Linked DNA regions of Homo sapiens: region 2 is linked to region 1. Evidence: chromatin loops called from intact Hi-C (ENCODE). Cell type or tissue: K562. All regions are shown on one strand. Links, peaks and the distances in the headings refer to the core of each region. The heading gives the core; the rest is flanking DNA.

Region 1 (5,668 bases), core at 286-5,285:
CTGCTTCTTTTTGACAATGATTTTCTCAAGCTCTGTACTTCAGTTTTCACATCTGCAAAATTAGGCTAAAAATTTCTCTCAAAAAGTTGCTATGCTTTAAGTTTAAGAAAACACATAATAGGCACGCTGTCATATACACAAGCATTTTCTACATCAATGTTATAGACCCTATTTCTTACTGTTTAACAATATACTTAGATTAACATCCGTATATTTAATAAAACAAAATTTTAATTGAAGGGAAGAAAATTAGGCAAATTATTTACCATGACCAAATTTGTCCATAATTACAGTTTACTCATTTGTAACTTACCCAAATATCATTCTTTTATATATAACACAAATTAGTACATATCATTGATATTCTTTCTCTGATAATGTCTACTGCTGTAGAGAAAAGACTTCATTAAATATTGTCAAAATCCTGCTATTTTCACATAGTCCTTAATGCTTTTGAATCCTGGGAAAGTGGTATTGATTATCATCTTACTTAGTGTCACATCTTCCAGAATTTTTATGGGAGTGGTGACAATTGCCACTGCCCACAAAGTGGCTATGAATGAAGATTAAACAGCTGCTTTGATTCTAGATTGTTATCACCCAAATTGAAATGTCATAACACATTGTATAGAGAAGGCAAGCAGCTTACTGAGGAGGAAATCTCCTAATATTGACATCCTACCTATTTATCTAAATCAATTCTAAAGACAAAAATATCAAATCAATGTTAATCAAATGGAATGCAAGCTGACCCTGAGTATAAGGGGAAGGAAATGTTACTCAAAACATGTGACCAGCTAGTTTTTATATCCTTTTACTTTTCTTCTTTTAAAAATATATAAAAATAAAATAACTACAAAATTACACATACATGATTGTCTGCTTCAATGATGTAGTTACCGTCTGTTTTTAGGAAGAAAGTTTCTTCTCCAGAAGCTGTACCATTGATGTATATTGTACAGTTGGGAGAAGCAATTCAAAGAACTAAGGAGGGAGTAAACTTCCAATAAGTTCCTTTGCAAGATATTTCAGGGATGCTAACAATGAACCCAACTGAGGATCTGTGGTTCTTCCTCCTGGGATTTTTTTTTTTTTTTTTGGAAGTTGCTGGGTTTCTTTTAAATACTCTTAAACAAAAGGGAAGGGTGTATAATTGGAAACAATGGCTCTGAACCAGATCACAATATCTGGTCTCGTGTGTGTGTGTGTGTGTGTGTGTGTGTGAGTGTAGAGACAGAGACAGGATCTTGCTATGTTGCTCAAGCTAGTCTCGAACTCTGGGCCTCAAGCAATCCTCCCACCTCAGCCTCCCAAATTGCTGGAATTACAGGTGTGAGCTACCACACCTGACCCTCAATCTGGACTTTAGCCAACTGAGTGATCAGTTACTTGTTGTAAGAGATCTCCATTCTAGTGTTTTTGAAGATGACAGAAACCCCTCAATGTAAGAAGAAATTTAAAGGAAAATGCCATGTGTGGTTACTTCTGAAAATTCACACACTTTAGAGTTTTGTTATACGCAAGGTAGTAGAAATCATACTATAAAAGTGTCAAGTTTAAAGAGTTTGTATGTTCTATGTCAAAAATTGTTTTCTATCCCATCCTCCAAAACTGTATCTTGTAGACACAGATGTGAGAATTTAGTTTAGTAGATGTTCATCACTGTTATAAGTGACCCCAATTTACAGAATTTATCTTCTGTTTTCTGTTGTCACATCAACCAGTCTAATATAATTAGACACATGAAGTAAATGTATTTTGTAGGTTTAAAATATGCCATCTGCTTGACAGTTATACATATTGCAACCACCATTTAGTGCCAGCATTATAAAAAAATTATATATATATTTTTTGGGGGGAAACAGAACTACTTTGTTGCCCAGGCTGGAGTGCAGTGGTGCAATCTCAGCTCACTGCAACCTCCACCTCCTGGGTTTAAACAGTTCTCGTGCCTCAGCCTCCCAATTAGCTGAGATTACAGGCACGCACCACCACGCCCGGCTAATTTTTGTATTTTTAGTAGAGACAGGGTTTCACCATGTCGGCCAGGCTGGTCTAGAACTCCTGACCTCAAGAAATCCACCTCAGCCTCACAAAGCGCTGGGATTACAGGCATGAGCCACCGCGCCAGGCCATAAATAAATATTATCACAAGAAATTAAATCAAAGTAATCTCACTTTTAATTGGCAAAAATTAAAAAAAACTCAAATTACGTGGTCTTAAGGAAAAAGAGTTTAAGCTTTACAATATATTGACAACATAGTAACATTAAAAATTAAAAGCAAATATTATTTTATAGATTAAAAAAATCACCCAGGTAGATCCTGCGCCTGGCCAGCCCCGCCCAGCCTTCCCTCCGGCCCACCTGACGGCCTTGCGTCTCTCCTCCTCCCCAACTTGTGGCCGGCAGCTGCCCTCCAGCTTTGGCTCCGTGGACTGGCTCTCCCAGAGCAGCTGCTCAGAGCCGACTCACACCTCCAGGCCTGCCAGGTCTCCCAGGGGAGCCTCCCTGGCCTGTGTCAGATATCCGGCACCCGGGAGCCCCCTCAGGCCGTCAGCATCAAGGAGTCTAGGTCCTCAAATCGGCCTGCGCCGGAGAGGACCGTGGTTGGGTTGAGTAAGGGGCCAAACCCCTGGCGGGCCCCCAGTGTCCGCACAGCCTTCACCACTGAGTAGTTCCGCGCCTTGGAGACCGTCTTCCGGTACCACCAGTACTTGGGCTCTCAAGAGCGGAAGAGGCTGGCCAGGGAGATGCAGCTCTGGGAGGTCCAGATAAAAACCTGGTTTCAAAATCCCCGGATGAAACACAAAGGGCAAATGCAGGACTCCCAGCTGAATAGTCCCTTCTCTGAGTCACTCCATGCGTCCCTGGCTTTCCATTCCCTGTCTTCTGGCCTTCCCAATGGCCTGCAGCTGCTGTGCTCTCGGGCACCCCTGCCCAGGCCCCAGGCTCTGATGCTGCCCCCGGCTCCTTCTGGGGTCTCTGCCGAGTGGGACAAGAAGCCCTGGCCTCTGCATGGGCTTCCTGCTGTGGGCAGCCTCTGGCGTACCATCCCCCAAGCCCAGGAAGTGGCGTGAATCCGCTAGGACCAGCCCTGTCTACGGGGCTCTGAGGCCTGTGTGCTCTGCTGGAGACAAGGGTTGCATTTTGAGTAAGCGCCTCTGACTCCATGCCTCCCACACACGCGGCCTTGTGCAGATCGCACCTGGCACCTACCTGGAGGACTCAGCTGTTCTGTTTATATCGTGGGGGCACCTCTCACCCTGACCCACACAAAGGTTCTGGAGATTTCTGGAGAATGTATTTATTAAAGCTACCTCTTTACTGAAAGTTACCAAAAGGGTCGGTTTACGAAGTAAATGAAGGGTCAGTGAACAGAGTCAGACGCAGAAGTGGGTTTGTTATTGGTAGGGCTTTCAGCATATGATAAAAGGATAATTTGTTTTTTAAAAAGTGTTGGAAAAACTGTTTTTCCATTTGGAAAAAGTAAAGGTTGTAAGCTTTGTGTGTAAAAAAAAAAAACCATGAAGGATTGGAAGGGAATGCAGGTGTCGTGTTTATAACTTTGTGGTTCGAGTTCCTTTTAACAAGGACGCCGAAGCTGGAAAGCAGGAGGGACAAGGGTGAAAATTAAGGCGGGGTGCTGGGGCCCTGCAGTGCGCTCTAGGTCGTGCGTGAGCTGGGACTGTGCCCGCAGCCTGCTGGGGGCTGCTCTTCTCCAGCCAGGGAAAGCAGAAAGCAGGGCAGCTGGAACCTGCTGCTGTGCCTGGACCGAAGCCTCCAGCATGTGCTTACCTATCCCCCTCCTCGCAGCAGCCTCAGGACAAAACAGAATGACTCAAGGACAGCATTTCCTGCAGAAAGTCAGGAAGTGCCCATTATGGGAGGCATGGAAGCCCCCCCACCCCGGGTAGTACTCTCCCTCATTGATGGACCATTCTTGGTGCAGACTCCTCACTGCACACACCAAAGCTGAGACAAGAGCGCATCCGTCCACGTCGCCCCAGGAGGTAGGCAGCGCGAGGCGCCCAGACAGACGGGTTCAGCCTGCAAGACTGTGAGGCGACTTGTGAAACCGACCCAAGCATTCCAACAGGAACAAAAGTGTGGTCCTGTGGCCACGTCCACAGCAAGTTCCACTTTCCCCTTGCTCATTTCTGCGTTGTTGGAGGTGTTTACAACCAGCATGTGCTTTTATAACACAACCTCAGGTAAGAGTGGAAGAGCTGCCGTGCGTCCTGGAGAGTGATAATGTGACGGAAGCCTGGGCGAAGCCCTCGGAGAGCAGTGGCTGGACAGGGGCTCCTGGGTGGGGCTTGGACAGCACTGATTTGTGGGTGTGGAAGGGGCCACGTTGTCCGTGATAAAAGTAAAAATGCGCCGCCAAAAAAAAAAAATCACCCAGCACTTTGGGATGCCCAGATGGGTGGATCACTTGAGGCAAGGAGTTCAATTCCAGCCTGGCCAACATGGTGAAACCCCGTCTCTACTGAAAATACAAAAATTAACCAGGCATGGTAGCCTGGGCCTGTAGTCCCAGCTACTCAGGAGCCTGAAGCACGAGAATCGCTTGAACCCGGGAGGTGGAGGTTGCAGTGAGCAGAGATGGCGCCACCGCACTCCAGCCTAGGTGACAGAGCAAGACTCTGTCAAAATTTAAATATATATATATTTATATTACATATATATTTAAATATATATATTTATATTACATATATTTAAATATATATATTTATATTACATATATATTTAAAAATATATATATTTATATTACATATTTAAAAAATATATATTTAAATATATATATTTATATTACATATATTTTAAAATATATATTTATATTACATATATATTTAAAAATATATATTTTTAATCACAGTTGGAAGAATGTACATCTAAGAAGTTGCCACAAGATTTTTGTATCTTTGTGGTAGACTGTGATAAAATATGTTTGACCAGTGAATTAATTCACAGAACACATTTAGGTTAAAAATAAAAACAGAAGAGTAAATTTTATAGCTTTTATTACAACTATGGCCAAAAAGTGAGCCATATAGAGGGAGCCTGTTGTCACTGCAACAAGAGGGAAGAACAGAATAGCTTTTGCTATTCTGTTGCTGTACACTCTTGGATATTCCAAGAAACAAGATTCGAATATCATATTGGCAACTATTGCAAATGTAGATATTTGTGGATTAATCAATGTAAAGTAGGTACATTTTGTTTGGACCTTTATTTATTTTTCTACATTCTCCCCCTTTTGTATAGTGCTTCCTCTCTACCTTCAGTAAAGAATCGCCTACCATTTTGGCAGAGGTGGGTGGAAAGTTTCTTAGCTGGGCCTTAAATTCCTGCCTGTGGGGATCTCAGACTAAAACTATATATTCCTTGATATTATGAATATAACAAAGATGTTATTTTTCATATTAGGGTATGTTTCATACAGTACTTTGCTGAATGGTCTCATTTCTTCTATGCTAATTTGTTAAAAAGATATAGATTCAAATGATGAAATAATATATAAATAGGATTTATTCAATAAATATTGAAGTATTACAAATACTTAGAAGTGTTCCATTTTTTGAATCTGTTGATTCAATCCTCATAATCCATTTGTTCGTTGTAATTTCACATTTAAAAAAGGCTACTTGATTCTCAGTAGCTGA
Region 2 (5,668 bases), core at 506-5,505, 120 kb before region 1:
TATCCTAAGCAAATTAATGCAGCAACAGAAAACCAGACCAGTTTTCCTCTAATTCTGCATTTTCCTAATTATAAATGAGAACCTAACACTGCATACTCATGGACATAAAGATGGAAACAATAGACACTGGGGACTACTAGAGAGGGTAGGGCAGGAGGGGAGCAGGTATTGAAAAACTACCTATTGTGTACTATGCTCAGTACCTGGGCGAGATCCACTGTACATCAAACTTCAGCATCACACAATATACCCAGGTAACAACCCTGCACATGTACTCTCTGAATCTAAACTAAGAGTTGAAAAAAAAAACATAAAATAAAAATAAAAGGAAAAGTAAAAATGCTGTACCTATGGAGGGCAAATGAGATAAGCAGTATTCTTTTAAGAAAGTTAGCCTAGTCAGGCTTATTTCTGACCTTATTGGGATATATTATATCATGGTCAGTCAACTTAATAGAGAGGATATGATTTAACACAGGATTTAATTTTTATTCTTATGATACATAATGAAAAAAGACTTTACCTGCAACATCTTGAATTGCTTTCTCTGTAAATGCTTAGTTTTGAAATTTTCATTGAATTAGCACAACAGAAAAGTCAACTACTATTGTCTTCACTAGTCTCCCATATGGATTTGTTTTCCTGCAAGCACATACACAGACCTACATAGACACACACACACACACACACACACACACACACACACGGCAGCACTGTCCAAACACAAGATGAAAGGAGATACTGGTACACCAAGAAAAGTAATTGGTACATTATGTCATAGTGAGCTTACTCCATAACTCTTGCTAACTAGTGGGAGACAAATACAGTATGCAGTGAAATACTCAAAATTTATCTAAAGAAAAATCCCTTCCAAAATGGAATACTTACATCAATATTAAAGTATGATAAAATATTTTGCATTTACTCTGAATATTTTTAGTAAACCTTCAAAGAATATAACTAGAGATTTTATTGACATATTTAATGTAAATGTACAGTGGTAGAGGATAATTTCTAGAAGAGATAAAAATCTTAGATTTTACTATTAGCTAAATTCATCTCAGATATTTATATCCATAATGCTTAACATGAAATACCCTGATTTTTTTAGAAATCTTAAAGCAAACTCATGTGTAATTGCAGGTGAAATAAAGCTAAATTAAATTATAAATGTATTATTATATTAAAAAGGTTAAACTTCTCTGCAAGTTACATAGGAACTTTTCAAGTTGTTTTCTATAGATACATTAGTATAATTTAGAAATTTTATATCAGCTTAATTTTTCAGAAAGTTTTCAAGAAAACAGGGTAATTCAACAGCTATATCATGATTTTATTATCTAAAAATTTTGCTAAATGTATGATGCTGAAGAAAAGCAAAAATGCAATCTCAAAAAAAGTATTGAGCCCTAAATATTAATCTCAGATTTATGTGCTAACTGAAAAACTCTATTCCCCTTTCCATGACTTGCACTTTTCTGTCCAACTTGTATAGAAATTGGGAAAATATTGAAAGAAAATAAAATCTTTCTACCAAAAAGACACATACACTTGTATGTTCACTGAAGCATGTAGATGATTAGTGATTGAACAATATAAGTATTTTTAGAGACGTTGTAAAACACTATGAAATAAAGATCTTCTTTATATTCCTCGTTTCAGGAAACTTTGTATCCCACTGTTACTAAGTAATCAATGTATGTTTTTGGCATTTCTAAATAATCAATGTATGGTTTTAGTATTTAATTTTGGGCTTACCCACTGCCATCTTCCCATTTCTTATTTGTTCTTATTAATTTATAATCCAAAGCATGGGTTTCTACATCTCTTTAACTGCCTTGAAAATACGTTTTTATATTATTTTTTTACAGTAACATTTTATAAAATAAAGTGAATTTCTTCCCATAGAACTGCACTGTAGAGGCCAGGAGCAGTGGCTCACGCCTGTAATCCCAGCACTTTGGGAGGCCAAGGCAGGAGGATCGCCTGAGGTCGGGAGTTCGAGACCCACCTGGCCAGCACTGTGAAACCCCGTCTCTACTAAAAATACAAAAAAAAAAAAAAAATTAGCCGGGCGTCGTGGTGGGCGCCTGTAATCCCAGCTCAAAGTTTCACCCTCAGAGGGAACCGAGACTCGGAAAGTAATAGAGAAATTGGCCCACTTTGTGGCAGAAGAAGGCCCCGCGATAGAAAAAAGTAGCTATAGAGGACTACAAGGAAAACCCGGCATTTGCATTTTTGCAGGATAAGAATAGCAGAGAATTTCTCTACTACAGAAAGAAGGTGGCTGAGATAAGAAAGGAAGCACAGAAGTCGCAGGCAGCCTCTCAAAAAGTTTCACTCCCAGAGGATGAAGAGGTCAAGAACCTTGCAGGGAAGTTGGCCAGGTTCGTAGTAGACTGGCATCCGGAGGTGGAAACCATCGCCCTCCAGAACAACTGTGAGAACCAGGCATTCAGCTTTCTGTACGAGACTAACAGCCAAGGATACAAGTACTACCGATAGAAGCGGGAGGAGTTCCGGAAAGCCAAGGCCGGCTCCACAGGCAGCCTCAGGGCACCCGACCCCGGCCTGAAGCCCAAGTCCCCTCCTGAGGCCCTGTTAGGGTCTTGCCTCCGGCCACCACTTGTCCCATCTCGTCCCCGCCTGCGCCTCCCGCCCCCCGTTCTCCGTCATCCCTGCTCCAGCCGCTCCAGGGAAGCCAGCCTCGGCAGCCACCGTGAAGAGGAAGCGGAAGAGCCGGTGGAGGCCAGAAGAGAATAAGGCAGAACTCCCACCTGCTGAGCTGGTGCAGAGGGACGTGGACGCCTCTCCCTCGCCTCTGTCAGTTCAGGACCGCAAGGGGTTCGGCTATAAGAAGGGGAAGCCCGTGGGTCTAGTGGGCGTCACGGAGCTGTCGGACGCCCAGAAGCAGCAGCCGAAGGAGCAGCAGGAGATGCAGCAGATATACGACATGATCATGCAGCACAAGCGGGCCATGCAGGACATGCAGCACCAGCACGGCTACCACAGCGACGAGGAGGTGGACAGCGAGCTGGGCACCTGGAAGCACCAGCTGCGGCGCATGGAGATGGACAAGACCAGGAAATGGGCCAAGCAGCTGACAAAGGTGGGCTAGGGCAAGCATTTCATGGGAGACTTCCTGCCTCCCGACGAGCTGGAGAAGTTCTGGAAATCCTCAAGGCCCTGAAGGAGAGCCGTGAGCCTGACTACTCGGAGTACAAGGAGTTCAGGCTGACTGTGGAGAACACTGGCTATCAGATGCTGATGAAGATGGGCTGGAAGGAAGGCGAGGGGCTGGGCTCGGAGGGCCAGGGCATCAAGAACCCAGTCAACAAGGCCACCACCACAGTGGAAGGTGCCGGCTTCAGCATTGACCGGCTGGCCGAGTTCTCCAAGGAGGACGACGAGTACGAGGCCTTCCGCAAGAAGATGATGCTGGCCTACCGCTTCCGGCCCAACCCCCTGAACAATCCCAGACGGCCTTACTACTGAGCGTTCTGGAAACAGGTATGAGAACCGTGCTGTGTAATAAAGTCCCCGTGCTCATTGAAAAAAAAAAAAAAAAATTGGAATGGGTGGAGGAAGACATTGAGGATTTAACTTTTTAATACTTATTATTTGCATATTCTACATGACAACTTCTCCATTGCTCACAAACTCCCAAAAATCTCTCTTCTCCCTCCTTACCCAGGAAAAAAAGGAATCCCAGAACTCAAGGACACAAACTCAATGCTACCCTGACGCAAATGGAGAGTGAAAGAAAATAACACTCTATCCATTTTCTGGTGCTATGGCAAAATAAAAACTAGACAGTTATTAAATTTCTCAATACGTTATTCTGCCACATTTAATTCTTAGTAAATCAGACTGCCACATCACGCACAGAAATAGATTTTGCTTTAACTCTCTATTGAATGCATGGAAGGTTTGTGCTTGGTGGAAAGCAGGGAAAATGGAAGGCAAAGAGTGTCTTGTTCAGTAAAATATATATTAATAGACATTCCCTTGTGTACTATAGAAAAAGTGAGTGAAATACTTATAAAGGCTGTTTCTGATACCTCTAGAGCACTGAGTTTTTATTCTGAGCTAATATAATGACCATGAAAGCCTAGCATTTATCCTCACACTCACACAAAATTGATCCCCAATTTTATATTTATTTTAACACATCACTCTGGATTACACCTTCATAGAACAGAATGTTTTTATACATGAGAGGAATGGTCTCTTTTCTGCAATTTTGTAATGTTTGCTCTCCGCAACTCCCACCCCCTCCCTTTTATATATTATAGAGAAATTTTGGTTCTATGAATGAAATATCTGGGCTCATTACATAAAATGGGTCTTTCCCAGTTTTTTTATTGAAAATTTGAGGACAATAGACAACGAGACTTGCCACATTATAAAACAAATATGTAACTTCCAGAGTCCTCCCACCCCAGACTCCACCTCCTTTTTTAGAGGGAAGATAAGCCAAACTAGTGTTTCAATCTTCACTCCTACCAATCCAGCCATATAAGCAGAAAATGGAGAGCACTGGAGGAAGAAACTGAGTCTGTTCATGCTCAGCTCACTAGGATAACTGAAAGGAGCTCCATCTCAGAGAGATTAGAGATGTTTACTAAAGAGAAATTGACATTAATCACTTCTGGTTGGATGTTTCAAAAGCTGTAGAAACCCTTAGGCCCATCCCAGAACTGCCACTGGATGGGAATATGGTAAAAATATTCTTGAGAAACTGACATTTGTCTTTAGTTGTTTGAATATATATATGAATATATGTATATACTCATATATATGAATTTTCATTCATATATATGAATATATATACACACTATATATATGTGTATATATATGTATACTCAGTGTTTACAGCCTGTTTTCCTTCTGAGGAATTTTGAAGACTGTTAGTCTCCTGGGTGAGCCATGATTAGTAGGGCAAGCAGAAAGGGAAGCAGAGACAAAGGCCCAGCTGCATTAATTTATAGGTTAAGAGATGCCATAAAAGTAGCTCTGCCAAGTCAGGATACACACTGTACAGTATGTATACCCTGAGGAAGGCAGCTTCAAAAGAGTCCACCAATACACCCCATGAAAAGACAACATTCTGATGCCAGCCAATAGAATGGGAATGCTAGTGGAAACGTACTAGTATTCTCTGTTTGCCTACACCAAAAGGATCTTATCAGAGTGGCTATGTCTGCCATGGAATAGTTGTGGAATACAGTGTGAATTCTAAGAAACAAACAAACAATAGCAAGAATCTAGAATATTCCCAACACTTTTGAAAAACTAAGCGGATTTTTTTAAATCAATGTATTTGGTGTAGAACAGCTAGAACACTTTTTTTAAAAAAATATTAGTTTCTATTAAAATAATGTTGATAGCATTTTTTGTAAAAGCACATAAAGTGGTAAATTAGTGATTTTTGAAGACTATTATTTCACATATTTACTGGAAAAATCATGCATTTGTTCCAATGGTCAGCCAAAAATATTTATCATTTAAATGCTTAGAAACTGCAAAATAAGAATGAAGGTTTGTTGTTTGACCTTTTGTTTCAGTTGCCTAGATTATTGGCTATGTTTTCAAATTATCCTTTTAATGTTTAAAGTATAGCTCTAGTTTTAAGTATATTAAATTTTGTATTTTTCTGATTAGAAAT

What was found. A loop is a pair of places that touch in the nucleus more often than their neighbours do. Peaks named below come from ENCODE experiments on the same cell type or tissue, not always from the same donor. Only the 100,000 strongest peaks of a DNase experiment are listed, where the experiment ranks them.
Region 2: it touches region 1 in a loop (5-fold over the local background); 1 of 110 quality-filtered maps calls a loop at or near these places.

The regions. Positions count from the first base shown.
Region 1 is chr12:74,289,949-74,295,616 of GRCh38, forward strand. It overlaps LINC02882 (long intergenic non-protein coding RNA 2882), which reads right to left and starts at 2,683. Exons shown (of 7, transcript NR_038300.1): 1 at 2,367-2,683. It also overlaps the pseudogene VENTXP3. RefSeq lists enhancers at 2,037-2,685, 2,686-3,333. In K562, for the core only: no CTCF peak of the experiment used is centred there; DNase peaks (open chromatin) are centred at 2,763, 3,073, 3,803 and 4,293; H3K4me3 peaks cover 3,293 bases.
Region 2 is chr12:74,168,336-74,174,003 of GRCh38, forward strand. The region is part of intron 4 of LINC02882 (long intergenic non-protein coding RNA 2882); the gene reads right to left. It also overlaps the pseudogene LOC100128674. Among named protein-coding and RNA genes, the nearest start is that of LINC02882, 120 kb to the right of the region's middle. RefSeq lists an enhancer at 2,764-3,264. In K562, for the core only: no CTCF peak of the experiment used is centred there; DNase peaks (open chromatin) are centred at 2,676, 3,426 and 4,426; H3K4me3 peaks cover 1,872 bases.